Linked DNA regions of Homo sapiens: region 1 is linked to region 2. A link is a loop called in an ENCODE intact Hi-C map of the cell type or tissue named here. Cell type or tissue: MCF 10A. All regions are shown on one strand. Links, peaks and the distances in the headings refer to the core of each region. The heading gives the core; the rest is flanking DNA. Region 1 has its middle 56 kb from the start of THORLNC. Region 2 has its middle 110 kb from the start of THORLNC.

The links. A loop is a pair of places that touch in the nucleus more often than their neighbours do. Peaks named below come from ENCODE experiments on the same cell type or tissue, not always from the same donor. Only the 100,000 strongest peaks of a DNase experiment are listed, where the experiment ranks them.
Region 1: a loop joins it to region 2, with 5 times the contacts of the local background. A loop is called at or near these places in 2 of 110 quality-filtered maps.

The regions. Positions count from the first base shown.
Region 1 is chr2:118,240,170-118,245,555 of GRCh38, forward strand. No RefSeq gene overlaps it. Among named protein-coding and RNA genes, the nearest start is that of THORLNC, 56 kb to the left of the region's middle. In MCF 10A, for the core only: no CTCF peak of the experiment used is centred there; a DNase peak (open chromatin) is centred at 2,272.
Region 2 is chr2:118,289,632-118,295,017 of GRCh38, forward strand. No RefSeq gene overlaps it. Among named protein-coding and RNA genes, the nearest start is that of THORLNC, 110 kb to the left of the region's middle. In MCF 10A, for the core only: no CTCF peak of the experiment used is centred there; no DNase peak of the experiment used is centred there.

The DNA.
Region 1 (5,386 bases), core at 80-5,079, 50 kb before region 2:
TTCTGGGGGAAGGAAGGAGACAGGTGGACGGTTAATTACAGTGCAGTGTGATTTGTACTGAGACAGAGGTAAACAGAAGGTACTTTGGGATCAAGGAGGAGGACTGGGGAGGATTGGTGGGAGAGGAAGGTCAGAAAGTCTCCCTGAAGGAGGTCACACTTAAGCTGGACTCTTATTATATTATTGGGCTTCTCAAGTCTTGGTGTGTTTTATAAGCATTTTGGGAGCTTGTTAAAATTATAGAAATTAGGGCCCAGCCCAACCTACTGACTCAGAGTGTACTCAGAGGGATGGGGCCCAGTCATCTGTTTTCATGTTGTTTGGTTGTTTGTTTTGAATTTGCCTGACTCTTGTAGGTACTTGTGTTTTCAAGGTCAGTAAGGAATGGCAAACTTTGTTTTGATACTTGTTAGAAAATAAACTACTGACTTTAGCGAGCTCATTTCATTATTAAAATCGGCAACATTTGGGAGGTTTAAATGAGGAGTCCAATTTGGGAAAGGGTTTTTGGCAAATGGTGAGAAAGATTAGTGACCACAAGGCTTCACAATCTGACTTTAGAATGTCAAGGAGGAAAGGGTTGTTAGGGATTGTCTGGCACAACATTGTGTAAACTCTGTTCTGTGGAGTCCTGTGGGGTCCCATGGAGCTGCCTTAAGGGTTACCTAGCTGTGTGGGGTAGAATTTTAGACCTCTTTCATAGCCCATGGCCCCTTTCAACCAGAGGAACTCTGCTGCTTTTGGCTTTATTTGTTGTCCTTCTTGGGATTGTTTTCTTTTGCAGAAAATGTTCTGAGACTAAAAGAACAACTTGATAGCCGCTGATCTTATTGAACACCTTCATGTTGCAAATGGAGACAGTGGGACTCAGCAGGAAGTCTCTTGCCCAATAGACACAGAGAGACTCAGTGGGAAGTTTCTCACCCAGTGGACACAGGGAGACTCAGTGGGAAATGTCTCACACAGTGGACACAGGGAGACTCAACAGGCAGTGTCTCACCCAAGTTGTTCAACTCCTGCTGCCTCAGTGTGTGCTGGAACTTGGGTCTGACGCCCATGTGTTGCTCTCGCTGCAGTGCTGTCCAGTCTCTCAGCTGCGTCGGGAGTGACCCGGCATAGGTGCTGCTCAGCATTGCAGACGTGATGTGTGTAAAGGCAGGAAAGACGCCTGGTCTGAATATGCTCCTGAGCCACTGCATCCTCAACCTGATAGGCCAAACTCACAAAATCTTATATATTTGCTTCCTGGAGAAAAGTCCTTAGAATCGTTTCATGGTTGCCTTCCTGTAGGGACAGGGCATGTAACAGAGGTTCCTGAAGCATCACAGGAGCCCAAGCTAATTCAGGAGGGAAGTCTCTCAGGTACTTCAGTGCATCTTGCTGGAATGCTGGGTTGACAGCTAAAATGACCTACAAATGGCTATGAGATACTAATGAAGTTGACAAGCATTTGGGCCTTAAAACACCTGCTCAGGTGACGTGGGCCCTGGGGCCATGGAGGGTGGGTGGTAATTTGTTAAGTTTTTAATCATGTTATGCAGTGGCTGTTGTTTTAAAGAAATGGGGCTAAAAATTAGCAGTCCTAGGACGTGAGTGAGTCTGGCTTGGCTCTTCCTCACCTCCCAACCTGGAACAAGTCTCCTGAGCTCTGTGAGGTGAGCTCTATAGTGAGCTCCACAAGGCAAGGACTAAGTTTTAATCATAGCATCCGGCACAGTGCCCAGCAAGTTAAGTGTTCAAAGTCTTGAGTAAACAGGGTTTAGGGGTACCTTTGGGCCACTGCTCAGTATGGGAATAACCCCCTGCTTTGCTCCTTCTTGAACTGCCTCTCCCAGTCACTGGAACTCCCCTTTCTCTCCTCTTACCCCCTCACTGAAAATACACCTTCTCGCTCACCTTTTCAGCCTTCCTCTTCTCCCTACTGAGGATGTGATTGTTATGTGAATGAAAAAAGTATGGGTTATGGGGGAGAGTGAAGGGCTGCCTGGATTCTATCCAGTTATACATGCTGCTGCTGGGAAGAACACGATGCGTGTGTCCTGCATGTTCACCAATGTGCTGTGCCTGGACAAAGGTGCATAAGCTCCAGCCCGAGGGCCATGTAATACTTGACAAACAGACCCTCAACACCTCTGGTATGCTAAACACCTTGGGGCAATGGATAGAGAAATGTGATACCTTTTCCTCCAAAGGAACACAGGCACTAGAAGAGCTATTCTATCATAGAGACAACAGTATAAGAAGTGCCATGTGGTGGAACATGAGTCATTAGGCATACAGAGGGTGGCCTGACTGTCTGAGACCACATCCTGAAAGAGAAGTGTCCTCTTTTTGGTTAGGTTGGCAGTGGAACTGCAGCTTCCCAGGGCTACTATGTACCATGGAGCAGGTCGTTCACTGGACATGCTGTCCAGCTGGGGGATAATGAATGCTGTAATCTAGCCCATGCTCCTTCTGGAGAGTTATGCACTCTAGCAGGGCTGCACAGGTCACTGTGGGCTCACAAGACATTAGCTGTCAGCCACAGTATGTGTGCCACCTTCTGCAGAATTGAGAGGCAGAGCTGGGCTCTCTGGCCTTTCATCCTCTACCCCTCACTCCTGGGCAAGTATCAGGGGCAACAGACCCTCATGTTTCCATGTAGGGTGGCTCTAAAATATGTTTGGGTCATGAATCCCTTCAAGAATCTGATGAAGGCTTTTAACCTTCCCCATCACCCACAAAGGCACATTCCCACATTAGCTTGCATGAAATGGCAAGATAATTTATTTATCTGAAGTCCATCAATAGAGTCTTTTCCAGAGATTACTCCCTATGGTCAAAGACCTTGGTACTAAAGTAGTAGTGGTCTTCTGCTCTGACTCATGTGAGAGGAATGAATCACCTGACTAATGGAGGATTCCCACCGATCAGTGTTTCTTGTTGAGTGGAGCTAATTTATTGAAAGGCTGGAGCAATGGGCATTTGACCTCTTCCTTCTCTTTGCACACTGGGCAGTCTGAGGTAGCCATCGTGGGTGTGGATGTGTGTCTTTGGCAATTCCAAGCTCTCCCTCTGGTTGGCTGTTCCTCAAAACACAAGAGGTGGGAAGTAGAGTGGGCAGGGAGGCTTATCAAGCCATTTTATGCAAAGATCTAGAATCAGGCTTTCCAAGTGACTTCATGGGTGGTCACCTGTGCTTGGGGAAGGCAGGAAGAGTAATGGAAAGGAGCACATAGACACAGTATTGCCAGTGTTAGTTCTTGCATGGGTGGTGAGTTTGCAATAAACACAAATAAATGAAAACAGAAAGAGGTCATACATGGACCAATTCTGAAATTGTGACATAAACCAAAGATCATGATTAACTGAGTTCCATGCATTGAGGCTGGACAAGAGGCAGGGTCTAGGTCATGGAGAGTCCCTAGGGATGTGCTAAGGAACATGGCCTTTGTGGTGGGCTATGAGGAATCCGACTCCAAGGTTGCCAGCTTGAATGAAAGGGTGGATTTTAAGGCTACCAACTGAGATATGAGAATAAGAGGAGAGGCCAGATTCATTATAACAGCTAACATTTATTGAGCACCAACTATGTGCCAAACATGTAGTTGAGTGCTAACACCTCAACAGGGATAACTATATTTAATTTTCATAGGAATGCTTTGCTATGTTTTTGTTATTTTACGGATAGTAAAACTGAGGCTTTGAAAAGTGAAGCCGCTTTGAAAAGTGAAGCCGCTTTGAAAAGTGAAGCCACTTTGAAAAGTTAAGTCACTTGTCCAAAGTCGCAAAAAATACACATGGTTGTGGTGGCTTTGAACTGTGTTAGTGTGGCTAGGCTAAGATAATTTCTCAAAACTCCCTTTCTTGTGTGTTTTTGGTTGTCATGGGCCACGGAGTGATTCCTGTGGGAGACTTGGAGGGCAGAGGTGAGGCAGTCACTGCTTTGCAGCTCCCATGCATGGACATGGCTCTCCTGGTGCTGCTAATCTGCTGGCTTGCCTCGTTGGTGTGAGGCAGCAGTTGGATCTGCTTCACCTTTTCCCTGAATCCTCCTTCAGCTTTCCCAACTCCTGGGCCAGGTGTGTGTTTAAGTCCGAAACAAAGATTCTGGCTTCTTCAGGAGACCCACATTACAAGGGTCAGAGGCAAAAGGACTGACCTGGGTCTTAGTCCATCTTCATGGGCCCTAGCTTGTACTCGTAGGGCCTAGCTGGCTCTTGCTCTCCAACGTCCCTTCCCAACGGTCTGCCCTGCACATTTAAAGCTCCAACACGTGATGCAAAGACACGTCTTACAGAGACCAGCTCCCACAATTGTGTAAGGTCAAATCCTTACAAAAAAAAGTTCCTTTATATATCCAAATTATCTATATCGAATCTGCATCTATGTATGTATCTGTATCTATATTTATCTATACCTATATCTATACCCACATCTATATCTGTATCTATATCTATAATGTGTTTCACACACATACTTGAAGTATACACACAAACATATACGTATATGTCTGTCTATCTATCTATCTATCTATCTATCTATCTATCTATCTATCTATCTATCTATCCATCCATCCCTTAGTGGCTGTGCTTCTGTGAGTGAACCCTGACTGATGACTGATGCTGATGCAGTGCTGTAACAAAGATCTGATCTCAGGCTGTTTCACCGCAGGACCTGCACACTTTAGTACTCAGATCACACAGCAGTCAGGTGGGGGTCCACTTTAGACAGGCTGAAACTGAGGTGCCTATGGGATGTTTGGGTGGCTGAGTCACAGGCAGTTGAAGATATCAGAGAAGCCTCATGCACAGTGGATGATCAGAGAAGGGGAAATGTGGGCAGGCTGGAATTGGAAACAAGTTTTATGGTGGTAGACTTGATTTAAGTCTCAAAGGCTGGTAGGAGCTGGTTAAATGGATGGGGGTGAGGGAGAGCAATGTCAATGGGGAAATAGCATGAGAAAAGCCTACAGCAGGAATAGGCAGCCAGAATGGCCTACAGCAATCAGCCCAAATGGCCTAGGAGGGGCCTATTGATTATATGGCCATTGCTATCTGTTCAGTTCTGGGAATTATATCTCCCCAAGGATATGCTGGGCTCTGGGTGTTGCGTATTGCACCTGTTAAGTTTCTAGTTTGAGTAAGTTCAATTTGTCTCAAACATTTTGTGAGCACCTACTATATGGCAGCATTGCATTGAACATAAATATGAATAAAACATGAACTATATCCTGGAGAAATTTGTGTTCAGGTTACAGATATTCAACACATTTCAGTGAAATTGGATTGAATGGAAATCTTGAGCCAATAGTAGGGCTAACTCTGGACTTCTGATTCCATTTTGGGGTTAATTGCTTGGACACAATGATAAAATAGGTCAGTCTACCCATCCACCCATACCTCCA
Region 2 (5,386 bases), core at 238-5,237:
TGGATGGGAGAAAATGTGTGGTCTAGTTGAACATCAGGGCCAACCAAGGAACCAGGCTAGAATCTATTTACTTCCTAATGGCAGCACAGATCTCTTCTGAACCGGGTGCTCAGGTGAACAGAATGACATTCTCAGAAAGCAGATGCTTGTATTTGATAATGGGCTATGTGTGTGTGTAGACCTTTGCTCTTTTATGTCACAGCAGTTTTGGGGCACAATTAAGCGTGTGGGTAATAATCCTAATTGTTTTTGACTTAAGGTGCCCCAACCAGTGTCTTTCCGGGGCATCCAAGCCCTTCTTTATTTTCTCCCCCAGATCTCTAAGTGTGTCACACAGCAGTGCATAGATCGTTCTTATAGTTAGCATCACCTTCCTAGTCTTTGCTCGTCACCATGGTGGTCCCAACCTAAGCTTCGACGGCCAGCACCATTGGCAGAAAGAAGAGACTAAGGATGAGCTTGCCACTGGTAAGGAGAGGCCAGTGCTGATCGCCACTGCAGCTCTCCTCACTAAGGAGACGTAATTCTCTCAGCCTCTCTCTCCTCATCTGTAAACAGAAATGATAATATGGATTTCAGAATCCAAAGTGTCCAGTACAGTGTCTGGTATTCAGTAGGGACTCAATCATCTTCCCTCCCTTCCATTGTCCCCCATCTCTGTTTTTAAATTTTAACTAAATTTCAGTCTTGGAATCCAAATTTAGCATCTCCAAATCCTCCATCATTTCTCCCAGGAGGCCAAGTGTTGGATAGAAGGATGACTTCAGAGCCTTACCCCAATATCCCAGGATTCTCTAAATGGGAATGCACACTGAGTATTTTCCCCCGGAAATGCTGACCCTTGCTACACTTAATAAATCAATTAGTAAGCACGGCCCATTTATTCTATGAACTTTGATTGCTTACCATATGTTCAGTGTGAGACATGGTTTTGGCTCATGAGGGGCTGGCTGCCCAATGGGGAAGATCAGGCTTGTAAACAAAAAGTGCCATAAAGCATTGCAAATATGTATTGGGTGGCAGATGTTGGAGCCAGCTCACCCTCACATCTGGAAAAAATACACATTGCAATATTCTCTGAGCAATGTTTTCCCCCAAAATCTCTGTAAAAGTACTCAGTATGCTGAGTACTCAGGGCATGCTGGCATTCCCCCATTGCCCTCAGACCTGATGAAGCCTGACGTCTTTTTTTGCAGCATGGTTAGTCTCTCTCCTACTGTAACAACAAGGCAGGAGATTCTGTAGGTAATTAGGTTCAGTATGTCCATGTGTCCCACAGCTGTATCAACCTATGTGAATTTGGTTATGTCAAGGGACAGAGAAGAATACACCAGCCCGTTTCACAGAAGGAACAAGCTAACTCCAGTCAGAAGAGCTCAGGGCTGGGGACTTGGTCCTATTTGGTGAACTAAACATACGACTTTCCTCTTGATGTTTCCTGAGGGAAATGCCTCTCTCCTGGCTGACAGGCCTGGGGATAAATGGCCTGCAAACTCCTGTTTTCACACAGTACATCAGGTCTAAGTGAAAGGTTTGCGCTGCTGCCAAGAGCAGAAAATGATGCCTCGGCGTCACTTTCAGAAGAGAGGATGGCTTAAAGCAGACCCTGGCTCCCAGAGAGCTTTGGATAAGGCTGAGATGATCACCTGGGGCCTCCCAGGACATCTGGTCTGAGAGGCCCACCCAGTGCCTCTCCTTCCAAGCAATTCTCAAGGCTGGAGAATGCCTTGCATGCTTCAGACATCTGGGATGTTATTCAGATCTCTGCCTTCTACCTCTCGGTGAAGAAAAATATGGACTATAAATGAAGATTACATGAAAATAAAAGCTGATCATTTCTTGGAGCTACTTTTCCACAGGAGCATCCAGGGTCTGGACACAATTGATCATTGTGTATCATGGCCATTAAGTAGGATGCTCTGACTTGAAATGTGGGGCAGCAGCCAACGGGGACAGATCTCAGCACTCTCTTCTGGATCACAGCCTGCCTCCTGGACCCCTTGGCCTTGCCAAGCTTGAGCTCTCCTCCAGACCTACTGTGGTTTTCTTGGCGTCCTGTGACTCACAAGTACCCATTGCTTTTCACTTTTCACTCTCCATTCTGCCCCCTAGGGAGGACCTTGCTTTCCTTCTCAGATGCATTTCACCCTCAGCCCTCTCTGACTCTTTGACTGTCTGGCCAGTGACACTTTCCTCTCCTGGCAGTGCCCCAAGATGCCCATGTTATATGTCCTGCCTGGCCTTGCTGGCAGAGGCTGCTTCGTTTCTCTAGATTCTTCCTTTCCTCCTTCTTGAATGACTTTACAGGGACATCCTCACACTCTACATTAACAGGCCCCAAATCCGGCCACTACAAGCCTGGACAGCAAATAGACAGACATATGGGAGTGGTGGGGACTGGGGCAAACTGAAGGGTACCTGCCCTTACTCAGCTTCAGAAATTACTGCCTTCTGGAATGCAGGAGTGTGATGCCAGTTCTTCTGTTTTTGAAAGAGAAATCAGAAATACAGACTTTTATGTGAATCTTCTATTAAAATATTTTTATTGAGTTAATATGTATGCATGTTAAAAAAGAATTCTAATAGTATTAAAGGTTTATGATAAAAACATAGCACAATCCTGCCACCCTCTTCCCCACCACCAGTAACTCGTATAGTTTTTTTTTTTTTGGCATTTACCCTCTTTCTTGACAGGGTCAGTTTATGAATTTTAGACATAATCTGGCCACTCCTTTCTTAAGTTTTATTTCATTTTTAATTGACAACTAATTATTGTATATATTTATGGGGTACAAAGTGATGTTTTGATATGTGTATATACATTGTGGAATGATCAGATTAGACTAACATATCCATCACCTCAAATGCTTATCATTTCTTTGTGGTGAGAACATTTAAAAATCCACTCTTTTAGCTATTTTGATATATACACTGCAATATTACTAACTATAGTCACTATGCTGGATAATAGATCAACAGAACTTATTTTTCCTGCCTAACCAGAACTTTGCTCTCTTTGGCTAGCATCTCTTCTTTTCCTGTCCACCCTCCCTCCTCTTTGCCTCTGATAATCAGTATTCTAGTCTCTGCTTCTGTGAGTTGGATGTTTTTAGATTACACTTATACGTGAGATCATGTGATATTTGTCTTTCTGTGTTTGGTTTATTTCACTTAGCATAATGTCTTCTGGGTTCGTTCATGTTATTGCAAATGACATGATTCCTGCTTTTTAAAGGCTGAATACTATTCCATTGTGTGTGTGTGTATATATATATATATATATATTGTATATGTATATATTCAGTATATATGTATATGTGAATATACATATATATGTATATATGTGAATATTAGTTTATATGTATATACATATCTACTAAATTTTTTTAATCAATTCATCCATTGGTGGGCACTTCAGTTGTTACCTTGTCTTTGCTATTGTGAGTGATGCTGCAAGGAACGTGGGAGAGAAGACAGCTTTTGGACATACTGATTTCAATGTACTTTATTTTCCTTTTTTTTTTTTTTTTTTTTTTAACCAAACACTGACTCAAACCAGATGATTTCAAATTCTTTGGCTATATACCCAGAAGTGGGACTGCTGAATCATACGGTAATTCTTTTTTTAGTTTTTTGAGGAGCCTTCACAGTCTTTTCTAAAATGGCTGTACTAATTTACATTCCCACCAACAGTGTACAGGGTTCCCTTTACTTCACATCCTTGCCAACACTTGTTATCTTTCATCTTTTGGATAATAGCCAGTCTAACAGGTGTAACATGATATCTCATTGTGGTTTTAATTTGCATTTCTCTGATGATTAGAGATGTTGACCTAGAAGAAACTAATAAATTCCTAGAAACATATAACTTACTAAGACTAGATCATGAAGAAATTAGAAATCTGAACAGACCATAATGAGTAAAGACATTCAATGAGAATTAATGTCTCCCATCAGAGAAAAGCCCAGGACAAGATGGCTTCACAGCTAAATTTTACAAAATATTTAAAGAACTAATACCAGTTCTTCTCAAACTCTTCCAAAAAATTGATGAGGAGGAAATACTTCCAAACACGCTTTAAAAGCCTAGCCTCCCTCTGATACGAAAGCCAGACAAAGACACAAGAAAAGAAAACTACAGACCAATATCACTGATGAACATAGACGCAAAATCCTCAGGAAAATACTAGCAAACCTTATTCAACAGTACATTAAAAGGATTATTCACTATGATCAAGTCTGACTTACCCCTAAGAGGCAAGCATGGCTCAAGAAATGCAAATCAATAAATGTGATTCACCATATTAATAAGAGACAAAACCATATGATCATCTCAATAGATGCAGAGAAAGCCACTGACAAAATTCAATGTAATTTCATAATAAAATTTCTCAAAAATTAGGTATAGAAGGAATGCACCTCAACATAATGAAGATCATATATGCGAAGCCCATATATGGGGCTATCTAACATTATACCCAAAGGTGAAAAGTTGAAAGCTTTTCCTCTAAGATCTGGAACAAGGTAAGTATGCCCACCCTCACTGCTTCTCAACATAGTATTGGAAGTCCTTGCCAGAGCTGAAAGACAAGGGAAAGATATAAAAGGCATCCAAATAAAAACAGGAAGTGAAACTGTCACTGTTTGGTGATGACATAATCTTACATTAAATAATTTATCCAAAACACTATTAGAACCAATAAATGAATTCAGCAAAGTTGCAGAATAAAAAAATCAGCTTACAAAAATCTGTAGGGTTTCTACACACTGACAATGAGGTATCTGAAAAATAAATTAAGAAAATAATCCTATATACATAGCAATAATACTCTATCATTACAGTTGCATGAACTTCCATTCCCACGTTCACTTCTTTGTCATCTCAATATTATTATACCAGAATTGTTTGTTAAATTGATAGTCAAAATTTGTATCATCACCACTATACAAAAAAATTAACAGACTAGATATTTTACTAGATTGCATTTTCTTTTTCAGACTTTCATTTTTCATCTTTCCTGGAATTAACAATGGCTTTATGATTTTATTTCCCTGGCTTTTTTTTTTTCCCCAAAGTTTCCAATAGCTCGCTCAAAAATACACCATTATTTTCTACAATGTCAATGTGTCGATTCCACTATTTCCTTGAAGACAGTGGACTTTTGTTCTGGTCTGAATGAATAACTTCTTAGATCTGCTATGTAATTGTCATCCTGAGATTTTCCTTTGCTACTTTCCAGCATTGAATTCCTGTATTCTGTTGTATTTTTTCCCCTATTTGGTTTTTCCAGAGTATATACTCTAGTAGCTTTCCCAGAAAGGGTACACAAGAAGTACATTTTTTTGTCTTATTTGCCTAAAAATGTCTTTATTCTGTCTATAAAGT